2 separate regions of the Mus musculus genome follow, and region 2 is linked to region 1. Evidence: chromatin loops called from intact Hi-C (ENCODE). Cell type or tissue: left cerebral cortex. All regions are shown on one strand. Each heading gives the region's core, and the rest is flanking DNA. Links, peaks and the distances in the headings are about the cores only.

Region 1 (10,297 bases), core at 3,442-8,441:
CATCAGATGCCACCATCAGACAGAGATCTAGATGGGTTGAAACTCTACCGGGGTCAATGGCTTCTGAATTTCTTGGATCCGGGTTTGAAAGGTTTGGGGTTAAGGATTTGGCACCTTTGGGCAATTTTCTAAAAACATCCTTCAAAATGGTAGGTCAGTAGCAAATATGGACCCAGTGGAGTTAGGTCCCAATGCGACAACCCAAGAGAGATGTCCTTGTGAGAACACTGAACCACTGTGGGCCCCTTCAGTGTCCCCCAATGGAGCTGACACCTCAGCCTGCACCCGTGAGAGCTTCAGGTTCCTCTATGCCGGAGGCTCCACAAAGCAGTCGAACATCCTTTCTTCTTCTTTGCAAATAATTTACACAAACTCCAGGCACTTCTGGAAAATTTAGAGAGCGGTCCATGAGGTGGCCCCTTCCAAAGCTGGTGCCCATGAGAGACCAGGGAAGACCCCATTGCTGTCCCCTTCCTCTACTGCCTGCTTCACCTCCTTTTCTCCAACAACATGGTTCTATTTTCCTGCCAGGAAGTGGCATCTACACACTTTGAAGACATAGAGCCCAAGGAAGGTAACTTGAAGGTTACCCTCAGGGAAGCTATTTGTGCTGGAAGGTCCCTTCCAGATCTGGGTGGGTAGGCCCCCAAAAAAACAAGGCCCCAGAATCATTGCAGGCTCTAATTTACCTGTTCACCTGCTTCCAGGTGTTATCCAGCTCCCAGATTCCAGAGTCTGTACCCTGGGTGTGGGAGAGAATAGCAGGTCCTTACCCCAGGGGCCCCTCAAGGATTTCATGGCCTGAAAGAAGTAGTTTTCTATATACCCGGCATGGAACAGCAGCCAAATACCACAATCAAGGGGGGCAGGTGGGCAATGAGATCATCTGTCCTATCTGGAAACCACAGCACAGCCCATTTCTCCTGTGTCCCAGGGGAAGGACCCCTCTGCTCCTCCAGAGTACTGGAACCATGATTTAAGGGTTTCAGTTTCCTACCTATAACCGAAAAACAATGGGAGCAAGTGGGGGCATGTGTTCTAATATCTCTAAAACCCCCAAGTGTCCACAACCCATCCCAAGAAGGATGTCCTTATGAGGTCACTAACCCACCACCGATCCTTTCAGTGTCACCCATGGAACTGGAACCTCAGGCTGAACCCATGAGAGCTTCATGTGCCTCTATGCTGAAGGCTCCGTAAAGTCCTCTGCTGGCCAAAGCAAACATGCCTATAGGTTGAGCTGGGCCCCTCCACTAGCTGTGGAGGAAGGGGTGTGGCCCGGGCATCTTAACACCCAGGTGCAGCTGGAAAGCCTTGCTGTTGCCTGTGAGCTCTCTACCAAACTGGGAGGGACTAGACATGATTGAGCTTCTGACCTGAGAGGGTGACACACATCTTAAGCCATTTACTTAGGACAGCAGAAATAGTTTCAGAAGACAAGGGAAAGTCACACCACTTCCAAACCAGTTTCTCAGGGTGGCAATCCCTAGGCCACAAAAGAAAGGCCCAAGAAGAGCAGAAAGAGAGAGTGACTTTTTTGTAAGCAGGATTCTTTCGGACCTGGATCCAGTGATTCTCATCTCAAGAGAGAAGTTACTTGGGACACTGTCCAAGGCCATCCAGGCCAGCCCCCTGGGATTCTAGAAGCTGCTATCATTTTACAGTGATCTGGGGTCAGGGATTTGGGGAACACGACAAGCCTGAATGCCTGCTAGCTGCCAAGTTGGCTGAAAGTAATGCTGGCATCTGCAGGGATGAAGCAAGCCCAGGGAGGTCCATGCAGTCCTGGAATGGAGAAGCCACACCTGAACCAGAACATCTGGGTTCCCTAGTTCCCCTAATTGGGCCCAATTAGTCCACCCAGGACAGCACCCATGCCAGATTTCCAGAAGCTTCTACAGAGACCTCATGGCCTTGATTCCCTCAAACCCAGATTACAGCTCATATCAGAGGGATGCCCCCCCCCCCACACACACACACGGGTAAGTGGGAGGCAGATAACTCTGGAGGGCTTACAGGATCTTGAAACAAGATCACCTGTCCCGGTGCCTGCACATGACACGTCAATGTCCCAGGCACTGCTGACCTCTGTTGAGACTCTTTTAGGGAAAGCCAGGCCAGTATGGAGTTTTTGTATGACAGTCGCAGGTATTCATGCTGAGGGTTGCATGCCAGCACAGACAGCCACTCCTGTCACCAGGAGCGGTGTGATCATCACAGTTGGAGACTTTAAGCAAGCCACCAGATCTTTCCTTATGACCCCTTCCTCCCTCAGCACAGAGAACTGTGTATACCCAGGTTCCATAGCTCTGAGATCAGGATAAGCATCTAGGAAGGGCAGGCAAAGACATGAAGTCAACAGAGAACACATCTGGGGACAATGGGCTCCCAGGCCCGAATAAGTGAGATGGAGAACTTCCCCATAAGCCTTTCTGCCCAGAGATACCCCACTTCTTGGAGCTTTCTATAGGGTATGGGGAGCCAGAGATTCACTAACAGAACATTCCAGAACCAGGCACCCAGAACCAGTGTTACCATTTTCCAGGCCAGCATCTCAATATCCACCACCACACTCACATGGCCAACGAAGATATAAGGGCTAGGGAGGGTGACAAGCCAGGAGACCAAAGCTCTGGGAAAAGCTGGAAATGTTCCATTTGCTATGTCGGGCCAGCCATGCCCTCCCAAACCACTGCCCACAGACTCCAGAGCCCTGAACAGCAGGGAGCCACTGTGCTTCCACAGCTGTGGAAAGAGGGTTAAGGCAACGACTCTAATCCAGTCCGTATCTGGGAACATGCCTTATCAGCTTGAAGCTGGCCATGGTAGGGGAATTCACAGTGTTGACACTGGCCAATACTATACACTGCGGGTGGAGGGTGTCCTACTTTTCTAGGCCTGCTGGCTGCCGTACACTCAGAAGCACCCCACTGTTCTCGAGGCCCTGAGACACGAAGAGCCACAGAAAGCACCATGCCCAGAGGAAGTCAAGGGACACCCAGGCTTCCTGAAAGTTGCCCCAAGCCAGGTGTGGATCAAGCATGAAGGCTGGGTCATCCAAACGGAATAGACCAGGTTAGCATCTCAGGTTGAAGATGAAGGAAGGACTCCATTGCTCAATTTTCCATCAGCAGGAGGTGTGCAGGGACGGGGGCGGGGTGTGCGGGGAGGGACTGGGAAACAGTGGTACTAGCCCACAATCTATACTGGTAGCTCTCAAAGCACAGGGGGTGGGGATGGGGGCGATGAGATCTGGGGGTGGGATGTGGGGGGTACAGGACTGTCACTGTGAAGGGTGGTGTTCACTCAAACCTGCTACTTAACATGCCAGGCAGATGAGCCACATACAAGGAAACAATGCCAACAATGACATTTGAAAGGAAAATGACATTAATATAATGTCAAAATAATACAAAAATCTTAAGGATTGTATGTAATCCCAGGAGAGTGTGAGGAACTCAGCGGAGAGAAAACAACAGGGCGGGAATACCTCAGGAGAGTACCTCGGGAGAGAGATGCTTCAGGTGGAGCCTGCAGGCAGCTCTGGGAAGGCCATTCTGCTGGAAGCTGACATGTTAGACAGGTTAGAGGGCTCAGGACAGAACTGAGCTGGAGCATAGATGGGGAGTGGAGGAGGAGGGTGGTGGGCTGGTGAGAGCAAGAGAGGGCCTGGCTTTGGATGGCTAGCCAGGGGCAGGAGGTTGAGGCCCTAGTGGCTATGTCCAAGGGTCACATGGACTTCTGAGTGAGATGGAAGCCAGGAGCCAGTTCCAAGCGGGGCAAGAGGAAGGGTTCTGTTCTTTAGAAGTTGGGCTTAGGGGCAAGGTGGGAGTATGGGGACCTCACCATGACTAGGGCAGGTGCCCTGGTGGAAGTTTTAGGGGCTGGACAGGCTGAGATGTAGGAGAGATGGGAGTCTGAGCATACCACATAGGAAATGTGACCCAATCCCAGCTGTGACATATGGGCCTCTGCAGAGAAGCAGCTGTACTCGTGCCCCAGTGCAGGTGGGAATTCTGAGCAAAATGGACAAAGACTTCCTTCCATGGGGCCCAGAGTCAGTCCACAGGACACTCTGCTTTGCACGTGGGTGAACATACGGGGGCACCAGACTTGATTTACTTCTCCAGCTCTGTGCTGACCTCTGAGCCACGGGATGAGCACAAACTTCAGTCCAAACAGGCTAGCTGGGTTCCCAGGCCCCTTCCCTACAGGGAATCATCGCTGGAGCCGTGACTGACAAAGGCAGACAGAGAGGGGGTTACCAGACTAAGGCAGGATTTCCTATTTCACAGCAAGTGCTCCCTCTACAGCCAAACAAGGCATGTGGGAAGGAAAAGGTTCAGGCTACTAGATCTTCCTAAGGGAATGGAGGGGGTTTCAGTCCTCAGGTAAGGAGGAAGGAGATGGGGCAGAGCAGGGATAGAGGATAGTGGAAGATTGGTTACACCAGCTTGACACAGAGAGCCATCTTGAGTAGGTCTGTGGTGTACCATGCACACAATGTAGGGCAAGTAGCAGAAGGTAGCATGGGCTTGGCTAGAGCTATCTGCCATGTTGTCATGTGTCCTCTAAAATGCATGTGTTGGGATAATGATGGAGGCCCCCAAGGTGGCACTGGCAGCTTTATAAGGAAAAAGAAGAGATCTATTCACACATCTGTTCTGTCTTGACATGGAAGGCTGGGACAATGCAGTGGCCCTCATTGGAGGAACATGTGTTGGAGCTATACTGTGGCCCTTCAGTTTCCAGAACTCTAAGCTAAATAAATCTCTGTGCTTTGTAACTTATAGTTTTGGGTATTTTGTTACAACAACAGCAAACATGCTGAGATACAGCAGGTCAGTCCCATCCTGCCCTCGACTTCACCAAAAAGTAGTAAGAGATCAGAAGGGCAGCCAGAGGTCAAGCTGTCCTCTGCTGCCTTCCTCTCCAAGTGACCCTCTGGAGCCTGGGTACAGGAAACACTGTGATTCCCCCAGTTTATAGGAGACAGAGGACAGGAAGGGCAAATCAGAGCAGCTGTCTCTACAGAGGTGATGGGAACATGGTGACAGGAAAGGGTTGTAGAGTAGAGGTTCTGGATCCCTTGGGAGGCAAGACTGTGGCTCAGTCTCCACATAGTGGAGAGCAGTGTTGGGCCTGTCACTTTGGAGGTACATGCCACCCCACAGAGGGATCCACAAGAATTAGAAACCTGGTCCCTCTGCCCCATCACTGTAAGAAACAGGAGTTCCTCAGAGACTGATAAAGAATGGTGTCAGAAGCATCGAAGCTGGGCACTGGCCTATCCATTCTACATCCATTAATTGGACTCCCAATCCAAGGCCATACAGCCATCCTCATTCCATAGACAAGGGATCAGAGACAACTAGCAGTTTTCCTAAGGCCACACAGCTTATAAGAAGCAGAATAAGGATTTGAACTCAAAATTTCACTCTGAAAGCCTGGACTTCTGACTCCAGAAGAGATGGAGAAGTCATGAATGGGCAGGTGGAATAGGGTTAAACTGTCCCCTTTGATCTCACAAGCCTACTGCTTTCCACAGGCTCCAGCCAGCAGTCCTGATGGGGACCCAAGTAGAATTTTAAATCAAACGCAGCATGGGTGAGGAAGGTTCTGAGCAGCGGAGCCTGCCTGTGTAAGAGAGAACCAGGCACCAGGCCAGAGAAGACTCCTACACAGAGGGAAACAAAGCCAAACAGAAGCGATGGCAGCCATCTGCTGGTGAAACATTTCAAAGTACAGGTAGCCCCCTGCTCTCCTCGGGATGGTGGGCGCAGAGGCGGCAGGTGGCTCAGTGCCAAGCCTGTGAACTACTTAAGCTTCATGTGGCATCGCACATACCACACAGGCCTGGCAGGTGGCGAGTTCTGAATTCCGACACACTCCCTGGGGTGCACTGCTGTGAGCTTAGCTGGTGAGCAGGTTCTAAGCTACAAGGCAGTGGCTTGGCAGAGGCAGGAAAGGGTGTGGGGACGGGTGTACACAGGACCAAAGCCACCTTCCAAGGTCATGCTTGAGTTCCTGTCTCCTGTGTCCCGTGACACCTGCCTCTGGTTGGACAAGGGAGAACTTCTTGAAATTCTCCAGGTCCTCCAATGCCCATTGGCCTTCATCAACAAGACAAGAGCCCAGGACACTTTGTCTAAGCTCGTCCTGGGTAATGGGGTCTGGGTGTAGCCAGGCCTTGTGCATCAGAGGTGATAGGACCTTGTAGAGAGGGGGACTGTTGCTGTCACCATGTGCAGATGAGAATTTTGGGCATTGAGGAAGACATTTCCCAGTGTTCTACAGTCAGCCCATGGAGCAGCCAACTTCACACATGGGCCTGCTGAACATGATATGCACAGTGCCACAATGGCCAGGTGGCCATGGCAAATCCATCCCCAGGTGCATAAGATCTTTCTGATCCTCCCTTGCACTGGGGTACACAGGTGACCCAGGCTGGGCTAAGAAGCAGGACCTCCCATGAGCTATCTTTCCTGTGTTCTGACCTCCTCTGCCTGATGCAGGCACTGACTGGATGCCCAGACCTAGTCAGGGGTAGGGAGTAAGTAGAGCCACAATACAGAAGGAACCTGGGTCCATGCCATGCTTAAAGGAGAGCTGTCAGAGGACACTGGCTAGTAACTCTCCTAGTCATCTTTACATGCATACCTCAGGGCTGCTGGGCTACAGTTACCTGTACTGGTACAGCATGCCATGTCTGAGCCTAGCTTCTATGCTGCCCACCTCTACCCTACCCTTCTACCTCAGTCAGGCACCAGGGGTGGTGCAGACAACCTCTCACTGGGGAAGGGTTTACAATTCTCAGTTGCAGCATGTCCTTCACAGTAAGTCCAAAGACAAAGTGTGTGGAGAGTGTCTGAGATGGGAGCACTCTCCTGGGAGAGATCAGCCCCTGCATTCAAACAAGGGCTGCAGAGAGTCACACCCCCCCCCCCTCACCCTCAAAGAGGCTGAGAGAACAGTGAGAGAAACTCCAACGAGTCAGGCAAGGCCCAGCCATCCCTGGTCCGGACTCAACACAATGGTGATGATGGGATCACTAATGTAAGTCTCAAAGGCCACCCAGGCACCTCTACTCCCCAGCAATTCTCAGAGTTGGCCCTGACACCTTCAATGTCTATGGCCAGATGGTTCCCATAAAGAAACCCTGGTTAGTAGAAAAACCACCCCAGGATTGAAACCATCCCAGCTCCTTTCTTTGCCATTTGGACCCCACTGTACTATCCCTGGACCCCAAGACAGTCTCAGAAGCCTGGAAATAGATTCTTTTTAAAAATATTTATTTATTTTATGTATATGAGTACTCTGTAGCTGTACAGATGGTTGTGAGCCTTCATGTAGTTGCTGGGAATTAAATTTAGGACCTCTGCTCACTCCGGTCAACCCTACTTGCTCAGTCCCTGCTCACTCCTGCCCAAATATTTATTTATTATTATACATAAGTACACTGTAGCTGTCTTCAGACATACCAGAAGAGGGTGTCAGATCTCATTATGGATGGTTGTGAGCCACTATGTGGTTGCTGGGATTTGAACTCAGGACCTTTGGAAGAGCAGTCAGTGCTTTTAACCGCTGAGCCATCTCTCCAGCCCCTAGATTTTTCTATATACCTCTATGGACCTCTCCTTCATACCTCAGCCATGATGGAAGTGATGGCTTCAGTTAGTTCCTTCCTGGTGTTAAATCCATTTGCAATGATTCTCTGTCTGTACACAAACCCTTGCTCTGAACCCAGGATTTTCTTCTCTGTGAGTTGCTTTACCAATGAAACATACAGAAAGGATGCTATACAAGTTCTGAGCCTGTGTGTTTCCACCTTCCTGATCCCTGTTCTGGGGCTGTGTATGAGCCCAGGCTAACATGATAGAGGATGAGGGTCACCTCTATCATGCCATGTGCTGCAGCAAGCTCAGAGCTGATGGCAACAGGCTTGCTTATACAGAGCCAAGGTATGATGGCTAACATCCATTTTCACCTCAACAGGATCTAGAATCACCAGAAGCCACAATTCCATGCATGTCTGTGAGGCAATTTCCAGAATGATTTAACTAAAGGGAAGACCCATCTTACCCATGGGTAGGTAACACCGTTCTATGAACTGAAGCATGGGGCAGAGAAAAATGGGGAAAGTGAGCTGAGCACCAGCATTCCCCCCTCCTCTCTCTCTCTCTCTCTCTCCCTCTCTCTCTCTCTCTCTCTCTCTACTCTCCCCTCTCTCCCTCTCTCTCTCCCTCTCCCTCTCTCCCTCTCTCTCCCTCTCTCCCTCTCTCTCCACTCTCCCTCTCTCCTACTCTCCCCTCTCTCCCTCTCTCCCTCTCTACCTCTCTCCCCACTCTCCTCACTATCCCCACTATCCCCATTCTTCCTCTCTCCCTCTCTCTCCACTCTCCTCTCTCTCTCCACTCTCCCTCTCTCCACTCTCCCTCTCTCCCTCTCTCTCCCTCTCTTCCCACTCTCCCCTCTCTACCTCTCTCCCACTCTCCCCACTCTCCTCACTCTCCTCACTCTCCCCACTCTCCCTCTCTCCCCACTCTCCCACTCTCCCACTCTCCCCACTCTCCTCACTCTCCTCACTCTCCCCACTCTCCCACTCTTCCACTCTCCCCACTCTCCCCACTCTCCTCACTCTCCTCACTCTCCCCACTCTCCCCACTCTCCCACTCTTCCACTCTCCCCACTCTCCCCACTCTCCCCACTCTCCCCACTCTCCCTCTCTTTCTCTCTCTGTTTCCTGACTGTGGATGCAATGTGACTGGCTGCCTCGTGCACCTGCCACGGCTTTTCCACCATGAGGGACTGTGCACCCTCAAACTACAAGCCAACGCCAGACCCTTCCTTTGGTTGCTTTGTCACATATCACAGCATTGAGAACAGTTGCTAGTGAAGGTGCTCGGGGTCAGAGGCCGCTGTCCACAAGCCGGGTTTACAGAACCATAACTGCTTTCCACCCTACCAAGCAAGCCTTCCTTCTGCCAGGAGACAGCCACCCTAGGAAGAGTTATCTTCTTATCTAAATGGCCCTTCAGTCTCTCGGTTCCCCAGTAACATCAACAGCAGTCTCAACAAACCTGCCACATGTTCAGACACATCAGAGTCCCAGACCCCAAACCCAAGCACGCAGGAGAGAATGACCATGCCCAGGCACGTAGCCTAAGCAGACTCCAAGGCACAGGGTGATGCACACACAGGGACGGTGCTACAGCTCTGAACATTCCACATCTTTTTTACCTTAGTGGGAATTGAAAGTGACTCAGACATCCAAAACCAAGACCTTGGTTAAACAAACGATACCTTCTTTAGATCTGGGTATATTATACAGCCATTAAAAATAGCGGCTGCGAAAACATGCCAGAGCATAAGAAAATGTTTAATACATAATTCCTTTGGGATTCAACATTTATAAAACATGTATATATTTGCATCTTAAAAAGTCTGGAGAGAATATTCATCTTGGATATTAATAGTTTTAATCTCGTGGGGCGGGGCTAACACAAGGATTGCATTTATGCTTCATCTATTTTATAGTTTTTAAGAGTTCTGTGGTAATCACAAGTTATATTTAGCAGGGATTTTCTTTGTGGAGAATTTTCTAGAGGGAAATCTGTCAACACTCTTTCCAAGGTCCTCCCTAAATGATCATAGCTTTACCCAGTGTCCTGTATAAAGGAGCAGAGAGGTCTGAGTGCTGAAAGCCAGGGTGACACCTTGTGGGTGTTGTTCAGTTCAGTAAGACTCCAGACTCACTTCTGGCCTGAGACTCTGCTGGAGCAGAGAACACAAGAAGACCAGATCCTAGGAGGCAGAGGGTAATGACACAGGGAACATATAGCTGACTGTCATCCCAGTCCTGGGAGTAGCGGAGGCACTGACCACTCAGAGTGGGATGTGGGCCTGGGAAGGGCTTCTGGAGGAAGAAACAGAGGCTGCAGGGAGGCCCCAGCCCAGGGGTAGGTGATAACAGTAGTAGACAACTCCAGAGGGGGAGGTCCCAATGTCCAAGGAGGGTTTGAGCTCAACTCAGGCCACCAGGACCTTTTCCACCAGTGCTGTCTTCTATTCTCAAAAGAGAATCTAAGACAGTCATTGTATGTGGACCTAAGAGGTGGGGCTCATCTTCTGGGTCAATTGCCATCATAGTAGGAGAGAAGCCATGGCCCCTATACCAGGAACCACTCCAGGCAAAAACTACCAATAGCATGCTTTTGACCTGCAGGCCAGCTTTCTCCTGGGAGCTCTTTCGTACATGGAATGGCCATATCACAGTATAATTATCACTGTAGGGTGG
Region 2 (10,297 bases), core at 1,828-6,827, 86 kb after region 1:
GCTAGGTCACCTTCCTGGATCTGTCTTAAGTTCAAAGAAAATGAAACTGAGACTCCCCCAGCACAGGCTCTGGTCCCCTTTCCATGTCATTTTCCCACCCTGCTCCCCACAGCTTACACAGGTATTCCCCTGCACAGATGCCTGGGTTTGTGTCCATTATGCTCCCTGCCTGGAACCAACCTGTGGGTCTCCTTGTCCTCTGGGACTTGACCCCAACCTCACCCTACTTCAGACTGTCTCCTCCCAGGAGTCTGGGCCCTAGAGACAGAGACAAGTCATCATGGTCATCTCCCAGTACCAAGTGAAATAAACATGGGGGGAGATACCTGGGGGCTCCGTAGTTTGCTCTAGACTTCTGGGAAGCCTCTAGAGCATTCTCTCCCTCTGTGTATCTGTTCCCTGGGGCAAAAGAAACCCCTACAAAGTTCAGAGGCAAAGAGGGTTACCCATGATAGCAATCATCTGTGCTTCCAATTATGACTTTACTGCTAAATTCTGATGTCATTTCTAGATTTTAGGCCAAGTGGGAGGAATGAGAGAGCTGGGGTGAGGCCTGGCTGTGCCTGCCATGATGTTCCCATGAGCAGAAGATGGTTCTGCTACTCCCTGGGTCAGAGGGTGTGTGGTGTGCACAGCTCAGTCACATACCCTGCCTCTGGGAAAATGCAGTCTCCAGTCTTGAAATGATCTCAGAGGGCATCCTGGACCACAGAGACAGATATCCTAAGCCAGTGACACTGTGTAGTCACTTCACCTGCAAAGTAGCTATGAAGTCCTGCTCATGTTAAAGGTCTCAGCTGGGTAGATGACCCCAAACCATCCACATAGGCTGAAATGCCATCATCAGAGGGAAAGGAACATGAGTATAGAGGAGAGAGGACACATGGCCTCCAAAGCCAGAGGCTATAGTGATGTGAAGGTGGCCCACAGATGCTGGAAAGGCAAGTGACTGCGCTGTCTCCCAAAGCTGCAGAAGTCACAGCCTTGCTTTGTACACTAACACACGTGTTCCAAGTTATTGGGTCTGGGGCTGCTTGTTACAGCAGCCAGACAGCACTCATACCTTCAGTCTTCCATGAAATGGAGACAGCAGGAGCTCCGACCTGGAAGTCTTTACAAAAGAGAACCCAGCATCACCTAGGCCTCTGGGAAGGCCATAATTCTAGGAGCTGTGGAATGGCTGGGTAGGATGTGTGGTCCTTTGTGCATAGGAAGGTTTTTGTTTGTTTGCTTGTTTGTTTTTGTTTTTCCACATTCTTTTTTTTTTTATTAGATATTTACTTTATTTACATTTCAAATGTTGTCCCCTTTCCTGGTTTCCCCTCTGAAAACCCTGTATCCCCTCCCCTCTCCCCCTGCTCACCATCCCACCCACACCCACTTCCTGACCCTGGCATTCCCCTACACTGGGAAGCCCCTCCCAACACCACACCTCTAGCCTTCGTGGGTCTCCCCAGGTGGGATAATTCCTTCATCGCCTGGGTAGGCAGCCTGATTGCTCGCCTTCTGAGCCCCAGACCACCTGCAAAGGAGCTCAGCATGCCAGGTCCTCCTGGAATCCCTGTGGAGGAGAAGCTGAACCTGTGCCCCAAGCTTAGACAGGGAGAAGACCCTGGATTTCCACACAAGGAGCAGCAGCCTCTTCTGGCCTTCCTTCCTGTATGCAGTGACCCTGTCTACCTGGGTCTGGGGGGAACACTCCTTACTGACCACCTACCACCACCAAGGATAGTCTGTCTAGGGCCTCTCAGGTTCAGAACCTCAGCCAGCTAATAAGCCAAAGCCAGGGTGAGCCAAGCACCTGCAGCTGCTAGTTGTGACTGCTTCATGTGACAACCAAGGAGCACCTGTCCCAGGGACCTGCACAGATCTGAGCTACAGATACAGCAGAACTTTGGGTGAGTGGCTTTAGTTCTCAGAGCCTATGACCTCCTCTGTAAGATCAGAATGATGACGGTGCCGCCTCCCAGAGTGGCTAAGGGGATGCAGTGACATCTGGCAAAAGGCATCTCACACCCTCTTCATTAGGGAAGAAAGCTGGCTGAGACACAGAACAGAGTTCCCAATCTTGAAGGGAACAAGAGGAGCTACTGAGTGTCAACAACTTCGAAAAAGCCACAGTGGGGACTCTACTAGCCAGAGCCCTCTTGAAAGGATTCAAGAAAGAAAGTTTGAAGGCGTGGGAGAGCAGACCTTGGAGCAACAGACAGATTGAAGGCCAGCAAAGGTGAGAAGAGATTTTACAAACTGGAGCCGCTAAGGCACAGGCCTGGAAAGACACTGGATAGTTCCAGGACAAGGAAGCAAGCTTGGGGGAAGGGTTGCTCAGGAGAAGCAACTGTGAAGGGAAGAGGCCAAGTGGGCTCTGGCCAGGATGTCAGTCCTATAGCTGAGTAAGGACTGTCCCCCACATAGCCACCCCCATGCTCCAGAGTGCCATGTTGCTTGGAAATAGAGTGTGGAGATAGAGTGAGAATATTCTCTACCGAATAGGCTTTATCCAGTGACTGTCTACACAAGAGAGCAGCCTGAGGGACAGACCTGCGATCAAGAGGCCATGGGAAGACAATGACAGATGGGGGCAGGGGGGACATAGATCCACAGCGGGGAGGTCACATGCCCTGGAGCTGAGGTGGGGAAGGAGCTGCCCCCCAAATCTCATGGGAACTGGACAGCCCACACTTTGATCTCATGCTTCTTTAGGGACCACTGTGGGGCCACAGTGTCCCGATGATGCAGAACCCCATCAATAGGCCCTTCACAAGCAAGCAAGGGTGTTCTGGCCTCATGCCAGACCCACCCACACCAGCTACCCTGCCCTTCGACCTCCAGTGGATAGCGCTTCCTGCCCAACACTGGGCCCACAGAAGCTAGGCTGGCCATTGGCCAGGGTCCACGTCCAGCCCCTCCAGCCCCTCTGCTGTCCCAGCTTTGGAGGGTCATGCAAAGGCAACAAGGACATCAGCTAGGCTGACTCCATGACTCCTATGACTCCATCATAGGTCCTAGACCTCAGGAGGCCCCTGTACTGCCTGGTACCAAGGGGCTCAGAGCACCTGCTGGAGGAAATGAAGGTGGGTGGATATAGTTTAGTAGAAAGAGAACACACTAGATGAGGGTTCAACAGTGAGGGCCTGGATGCCCCCTCAATGTTCTATGTCCACACAGGGTTGCTCTGCTACCCTGCAGTCCCAGCATCCATATCAGGCAGAACCTGAGCAGAGGGGCCAGATTAACCCATGGTCTCTGATTTTGGTTCCAGAGACCCAGATCCTGGCTCCAGAGAGTTCCCACCACTGCTCAGGAAGCCAGCGCCCCATCTGACAGCAATGACTTCTGTCGAGGACAATGAAGGAGACAGAATTGTCCACCATGGGGCCAGTCCTTGTATCCCACAAAAACCAGAAGCCCCTCTCCCTAAAGAGATTGTCATGATGACCAGAAGGACAGGCAGGGCATGAATGGCTCCAGGTCTGGAGACAACTTTGAGGCACGAAGCAGAGGTGGAGGGAGCCACATTTGCAGCCCCTCCCTGTCAACCTGCACTCAGTCCCTGGGAGACCCACTGGCATGGCTGTCCTCTCAGCACACTCAGGACACTGTATGTGCCCCCTCAATACAGGCTGCAGGCCCCTACTGAGCGTCAGTGTCACTTAGGTGTCTGATGGTGACTCCACCAGATCGGTAGAGAATAACTTCCTGTTGTTCTGCTCCAGTGATGGGTGTCCATTAGAAAGACTGGCCATGGGCAGAGCCACATGTGTGCGCCTAGGACATGTCCAGATCAGGCATAAGGGAGAGGAAGAGAAGTGACAGCCACAGGCAGGTAGGTCTGGGCTCTGGGCTCACGATTACATTACTGAAGTATCACATTCAGAGGGAAAAGCTGAGGTGTCCCATGGGAGCAGGAAGGAATACAGCCACCTTGAATCAACACTGTGGATCAGAGCCTGACACCCTGCTAGACCCCCACCCCAGGACCACACTTCCTGGCTCACACCCTGCTAACCTGTCCTGTTGTGCTGAACCTCTCAGCTCACCACGTTTGACTTGAGGAGATAAACTGTTCTACAAGCTCCCACAATACATCCCCGCCTCGTGTGCCTCTGAGCCACTGCCACCTTGACTTTGCCAGCTGAAATTGCCCTTCCTGCTTCTCTGTCCCAAGAAATGCACTTGCATATCAAAACCACCTCCTCTCAAAGGCTGCTCATCTCCACCCTCCCCCAGGGGTGCAAGGGTCCCCATTCGCTGCCACTCCTCCAGGGATCCCACTCAGCAGCATCCAGCACTGCAGGTGCCTGAAGAGTAGTGGTGTGGGGAGTCCATGTCTGAGCAAGGACAGCTGCAGGGAAGCCCCAGCATTCATTCTGAAGGAGACTGAAGAGCTTGATGTAACCAAGGAGTGTACCCAAACGAGCCCCACCTACGGCCTTTCAGTGCTGCATGCAAGAGCCCAGGAATGATGAACTTACAGCTATCAGGAAAGCCCACTTGTATCCACACTGAACACTTGGAAGACATCTTCAGAGAAGCAGCCCCATGCCAACTCAGGGTACCCTGCCAAAGCCCCAAGGACCTGCAGGCAGCATCTTTGTTCAGAGAGAGAAAGCCAACTGCTTTTCTCAGCCACTCCTTACTGTCAGTTTTCATTTATCTATCCATCCACCCATCCATCTATCCATCCATCCTTCCATCCATATATCCACCTAAATATTATCCATCCCTTTGTCCATAAATCAACCCATTTATCTATCAACCTGTCCATCCATCCATCTGTCCATCCATATATCTACCTAAATATTACCCAACCCTCTGTATATAAACCAGTCCATCTATCATCTGTCCATCATCCATCTTTCCATCATTCCATCCATTCATCCATCTGTCCATCATTCCACCCATCCATCTATCTGTCTGTCGATCCTTCCATCCATATACCCACCTAAATACTATCCATACACCTGTCCATAAATCAATCTATCCATCCATCCATCCATCCATTCATCTATCCATCTGTCCACCCATCTGTCCATCCATTCATTTCCTCAGCCTATTGTATGTAGGGCACCAAGCTTTCTCTTCCCAATCGTCCTATTTAAATCTCAGTGCGAGAAGCTCGTTTTACATATGGGGACACTGAGGCACATGGAGGTGGGGGTATACAGTTCAGCCAGCAGGTATGAAACCCACCCACATCTAAAGGGCCAGTGACGAAGGGGGAAGCCAAACATGACTCCTCCCCCACCTCCATTCCTCTTCCTCCTGTATCTGTTCATCTTAAATGGATTCAACACCTGTGTGCACCCCAGAATGGCTGAGAGGACCAAGGGGAGGTGCACACCAATTTACACTTACAGCTGGGCAAGAATCCAGCCCTTTGCTCTGCCCACAGGACTCTGAGGAACAGGAGCATTGCTCTCCCTGTTCCTAGTTCTCGACATCAGCCCCTCCAAAGCCAGCATCTCAGCAGGGCCAGCATCAAACCTGCAGGAGGATGCCAGCCTCTGAGGGCTCAGCCACTGCACAGCCGCCCAAGGGGGACCTGGTAAGGCCTAAGAAAGCAGTAAGCATTCCTTTGCTGGATGACAAGGTGCTGCTGGTGCGTGTCTTCACATGATAGCTTTGCCTCCGTTACTTTGGTCTTATTCCCCTTGCTTTGCGTCGCCTCTAAATCAAACAGAACCAGATATCTGAGCCAGATGGTCACCTGCTCTGATGACCTAGGCATACTGTCCAGCCAGCCATACCAAATGGACCCCAAGGACAGCCCAGGCCCCAAGGACCAACTCTTCTCTCCTTTCTACTGTAATTAAAGCACACAGGAGACTGAGTGTCAGGAGGGGAATCTAGTCCTTCTTGACAAGAGCTGCAAGCACAGTGACTCAGAGCAACAATCCCTTGTGACAGCTGGGCTGGTGGGGGTGGAGAGCAGTGGACAGTCCCTCCTCCTCCACCTGCTAGCCTCTTCTGAGCCACCAGAGAACCCGCTGAGAAGGGAGCTTTGGTGACGTGTACATCTGCCCTCAAGGTTCAGCACTTCTAACACAGCCCCACTAGGCACCCTGCATCCACCTGGCCAGCCAGCACTGAGAGACACGGGTTAGGAGAAGAACAGAGCCTGGCACCAACACGGGGGACTACACCGAGGCAGCCTGGCTTAGTGGAAAAGGAACAGGCTTTAGAGCCAGACTGCCTGGGTTTGAATCCCAGCCTGTCACTTGTGCTCTGGGCTTCCAGAACCTGCAACAACTTTACATACAAGCATGGTGGCATTGGTAACAGAGACCAGGTAGCCCAAGTGGTCCCCATGGAATCCTCAGTAATGTTCCCTGCCTCCCACCGTGGATCATGCAGTATATACCTACGACAAAGGTATAGTCCTAACAGTTGCTGCCAGAATGGCAGACCACCTAGCCTTGATCTTGGAGCCCCCAGACCCCAGTGATCCTGGGAGGTAAGGCTTCTGCTCCTCCTTCTGAGTCAGAAAGACTGGGAGTGGCCAACACACACTTGACACCAGGAGCTGGTGAGCAGTGTGAAGGTCCACCCATGGCACGGTGTCATCTTAAATAGCTCTGTCTCTCCTGAACTGGACCACACTCTCCCAAAGAGCCTCTCTGATTGCCTCAGAACCCCAGTACCTGCCTCCTCACAGCCAGACAAGCAGGGATCCTCCCAAGGAACATGAGTTGAAGCCCTAGATTTAACCCTGAACACGAGCCATTTCCCACTAAAGCCCAGCGGTTTGCTTCACTCCACACAGGGCTCTAAAGGAAACCATGACTCAGCCACCTCCCTGCTTGACCTAGGGGGCTATGGACTGCTGCACCAGGTCAGCTGCCACACACCCTGGGCTGCCGCCCACCCTGGGCTGCTGCACCTTTGCTGTTCTTCACAGTCTATGTGCTTTAGTTGTTTGGTTTGAGGTTTTTATGGTTTTTTATTATTATTGTTCTCCTGAGACGGCATCCCCATGAGCCTAATATTCATTGTCGACTAGACTAGATTTAGAATCGCCTACAAGACAATTGGGCTCATCTGTGGGGTAGTGTCTAGATTGGGTTAAGTGAAAGGGGGCAACACCATCCCACAAGTTGGGGTCCTGGACAGAGGGAATGGAAGAAGAGCAGCTGAGCGCCAGTGGTCATCACTCTCTCCCCTGACTGATGGACAGTGACCCCTCAAGCTCCTGACAGTGCTACAACCACTCTTTGCCACACCTCCTAACCCTGGTGGACCACACCCTCAGATGGTGAGCCAGAGCAAACCCTTCCTGCCTTACGTATGAGATAAGTAACTAACACAGTCTTTCACTGTAACCCAGGCTAGCCTCATATGTGTGACAATCCTCTTCCCTCAGCCTCTTGAGTGCTGGGATTGTCGGTGTGCACTGCCACACCTGGTGGCCCTTGGTTCTCTTTCTGCAGTGATGTGCACTTTGTACCAACTCCCTTACAACTCTTTAAAATACACACACACACACACACACACACACACACACACACACACCTCCAACCACCTAAAGCCATTTGTGAGGTAAGCAGCTATGAATGCATGACGGATAGCCCATTCACCACTACGTGATGTCTACACAGTCACACAGTTTATAAAGGCCTTCCATGTTATAACACCAGCAAACTAGCTCAAGAGAGGAGAGTAAATGGAGGTAGTCCTTAAGGTCCCAGCAGAAGTCAGGAACAATGTCATCTGTGGCCTTTGGGGGAGGGAGGCTGCTGGCTGGCAGTGCTGATGGCCTTGTCTGGTCTGTGCCCCCCATGATCCTGGCCTGCTCTGCCCAGAGCCCACACTTTAGCTCTTCCTCTCAGCACACCCTATGAAAGTCTCTACAGGCCCTGCTCACTGGAACCCAGGGCACCAGGTTTCCCCACTTAAAAAATCAGCAGAGACTGGGCTTAGAGGAAGGTGTGCAGTCAGGGTGGAGAACATGGACCAAAGGGAATGGCAGGTCACTATCCCTCCAGGGGTCCCTGTCCCTGTGCTTGGGACTCCAGAATCCTTTCTGTAAGTCAATCGGCAACATTTACCAGTGGTCCCTGAAGAACACTGATGGAAATGAGAGGTAGCCATCTCAAGAAGCTAAGATGGGGTCAGAGAAGGGCATTCACATCACAGACAGCATCTCGATGGGACCAGAGAAGGAGAATAATCATAGGAGGGAATGGGGCATGCTGCCCTGGAGAAGGGCAGGGCTAGGCTTGGAGTTGGGGTTAGGGCTAGGGAAGGAGAGAAGAAGGGAGGGAAGGAGGGAGGGAGGGAGGGAGGGAGGAACAGAGTTGAAGACTGATACCAAGATGAGTGGGGTATTAGGCCAGTTCCTCTGTGCCTTCATCATCCCACTCTCAGGCCTAGGTGTCCTTGTCTGTCTGTCCCCACCCCTGAGAACAGTGTTGGATTTCTAAGGGCTAGGCTGCTGGTTCTACTTTAGCCCTTCTGATGGCTCTGTATGGCTCACAACTTTAAAGTCCTAGGCTTCAAGTGGAGTCAGAGCAAACTGGTGGGCCTAACATTTTTATCTTTCCCAACAAATAGTGAGTAGGGCCACAACAGTGAGTCATACATTAGACTAGATCACTGACCCTAAAGCCCCATTGTTGAGAATCCAACAGTCCCTCCTGGCCCTGGCTTCAGATCCATCTGCCGATAAAACACGTGCTAGACTTTCCAGGGCATGAAAATGTCCTCACATTGGCCTTCACTCAGTTTTCATATCCTTCCATTGTATGGAACAACAAGATCTCTCTCTCTCTCTCTCTCTCTCTCTTTCTCTCTCTCTCTCCACACACACACACACACACACACACACACACACAACCAGCATGCCTCACTAGGCTCTTGCGTGACCCCGGTAAGCTAAATAGCACATGGCCTGGCCCACCAATCATAATTCCTTCTACCCTGTCCCCTTCCACAGACACCTGATGGTGACCCAGGGCCCACTCTCAGCAAAGCTTTGACCAACTCAATCAGTCATAGCCAGCCCACCCGCCCATGTGGTAGCATCCAAATGTGTGGATGTTTGTATTTCCCAATCCCTGAGCAGCCGTCTGGTGAATGTCAGCTGTTGCTCCAGCCATCTGGCAACAGACTCAGAAAGCTTCAGCCTCAAAATAAAATGTCAAGTGTAAATCTTCCCAGCAGGTAATATCACAGGTCTCTTGGCCACCCTTCCTGCGGAGTGGTAAAATGCCTTCTCTCCCAGGAGATCCATGGTCCATCTTTAAAACCTCATCTCTGCCTGGCAGCAGGCACACCCACCTCCTGTGTTGAACCACCGTCCAGTGGGAACAAGAAAAGCCAGCCCTTGTCGGAGCCACCACTATGTGTGGGAAAGTACTCCCTGACGCTGAGTTTCACAAAAAAACTCCAGCAAAACTCGTTATTGGCTTAATTCTCACAGCTATGGCAGCATTCTATTTTTAACAAATGTATACATTTCCCCCATGATGAGTGAGTAGCCAGATGGCCACAGCTCAACTATCTGAAGAAATAGGGAGAAAAATCAAGGGCTTAGCAAACCCTGAGGCACAGCAGGGATATATACCAAGAGTGGGCACCCAGACCACCACACCAGCTGACCACTGGCTTGTCCGGCCAAGCCAGGCCACCATAACTGTGCAGGCTTCTGTTTTCAAGAGGAGCTCAACTTGGGGCTGGGGAGATGTCTCAGTGAATGAAAGAACTTGAGGCACAAGCCTGAGTCTAGATACCAGCATCCATGTAAAGAATCTATGTGTAGCTGCCATGCCTGTAATCCCAACCCTGGGCAGGGACCACAGAAGCAGGAGCATTCATGATGTTTACTGGCCATCAGTCTAGCTGAAAAAAAAAAAGTAAGCTCCAGGTTCAGTGAGATACTAAATAGAGATTGATGGAGACCAACACTCACCATCTTCCTCTGTACATTCATATGAATGTGCACACACAAGTAGATAGCACATACAGGCCAGAATGGGCATCAGAGCTGCTTTGTAAATTCTAGGAAATAACATGGAAGTCTGATGATACAAATCAGAGGGCCCAGCCTGATCCTTAGGCCATAAAACCCTAAGCTAGGTCCCCTCTACTTAGAAGGGACCTTGCCAATGAAGCAAGCGCAGAGGTGTGCCATCATTCCCAAGTGTGGTACCACCAATATGTCTCCTGCACACAGCCAATCAGCCAACAGTTACAGCATAAGTTGAACACCAAACACGCCTCTAACCAGCTGCCCACCAATGGGAACAACCAGGTGGCAGTGTCAGAAGCAACCTGTGGCTTTTTTACACATGACCAA

The links. Hi-C counts contacts between places; a loop is a spot of excess contacts. Peaks named below come from ENCODE experiments on the same cell type or tissue, not always from the same donor. Only the 100,000 strongest peaks of a DNase experiment are listed, where the experiment ranks them.
Region 2: a loop joins it to region 1, with 2.6 times the contacts of the local background. A loop is called at or near these places in 1 of 42 quality-filtered maps.

What each region holds. Positions count from the first base shown.
Region 1 is chr5:36,207,719-36,218,015 of GRCm38, forward strand. All of the region lies in intron 2 of Sorcs2 (sortilin-related VPS10 domain containing receptor 2), which reads right to left. Among named protein-coding and RNA genes, the nearest start is that of Psapl1, 8.8 kb to the left of the region's middle. In left cerebral cortex, for the core only: CTCF peaks have their summits at 4,326 and 5,724 (motif pointing left); a DNase peak (open chromatin) is centred at 5,741.
Region 2 is chr5:36,295,425-36,305,721 of GRCm38, forward strand. All of the region lies in intron 1 of Sorcs2 (sortilin-related VPS10 domain containing receptor 2), which reads right to left. It overlaps Mir7689 (microRNA 7689), which reads left to right and starts at 6,146; the gene lies at 6,146-6,204. In left cerebral cortex, for the core only: no CTCF peak of the experiment used is centred there; DNase peaks (open chromatin) are centred at 4,428 and 5,927.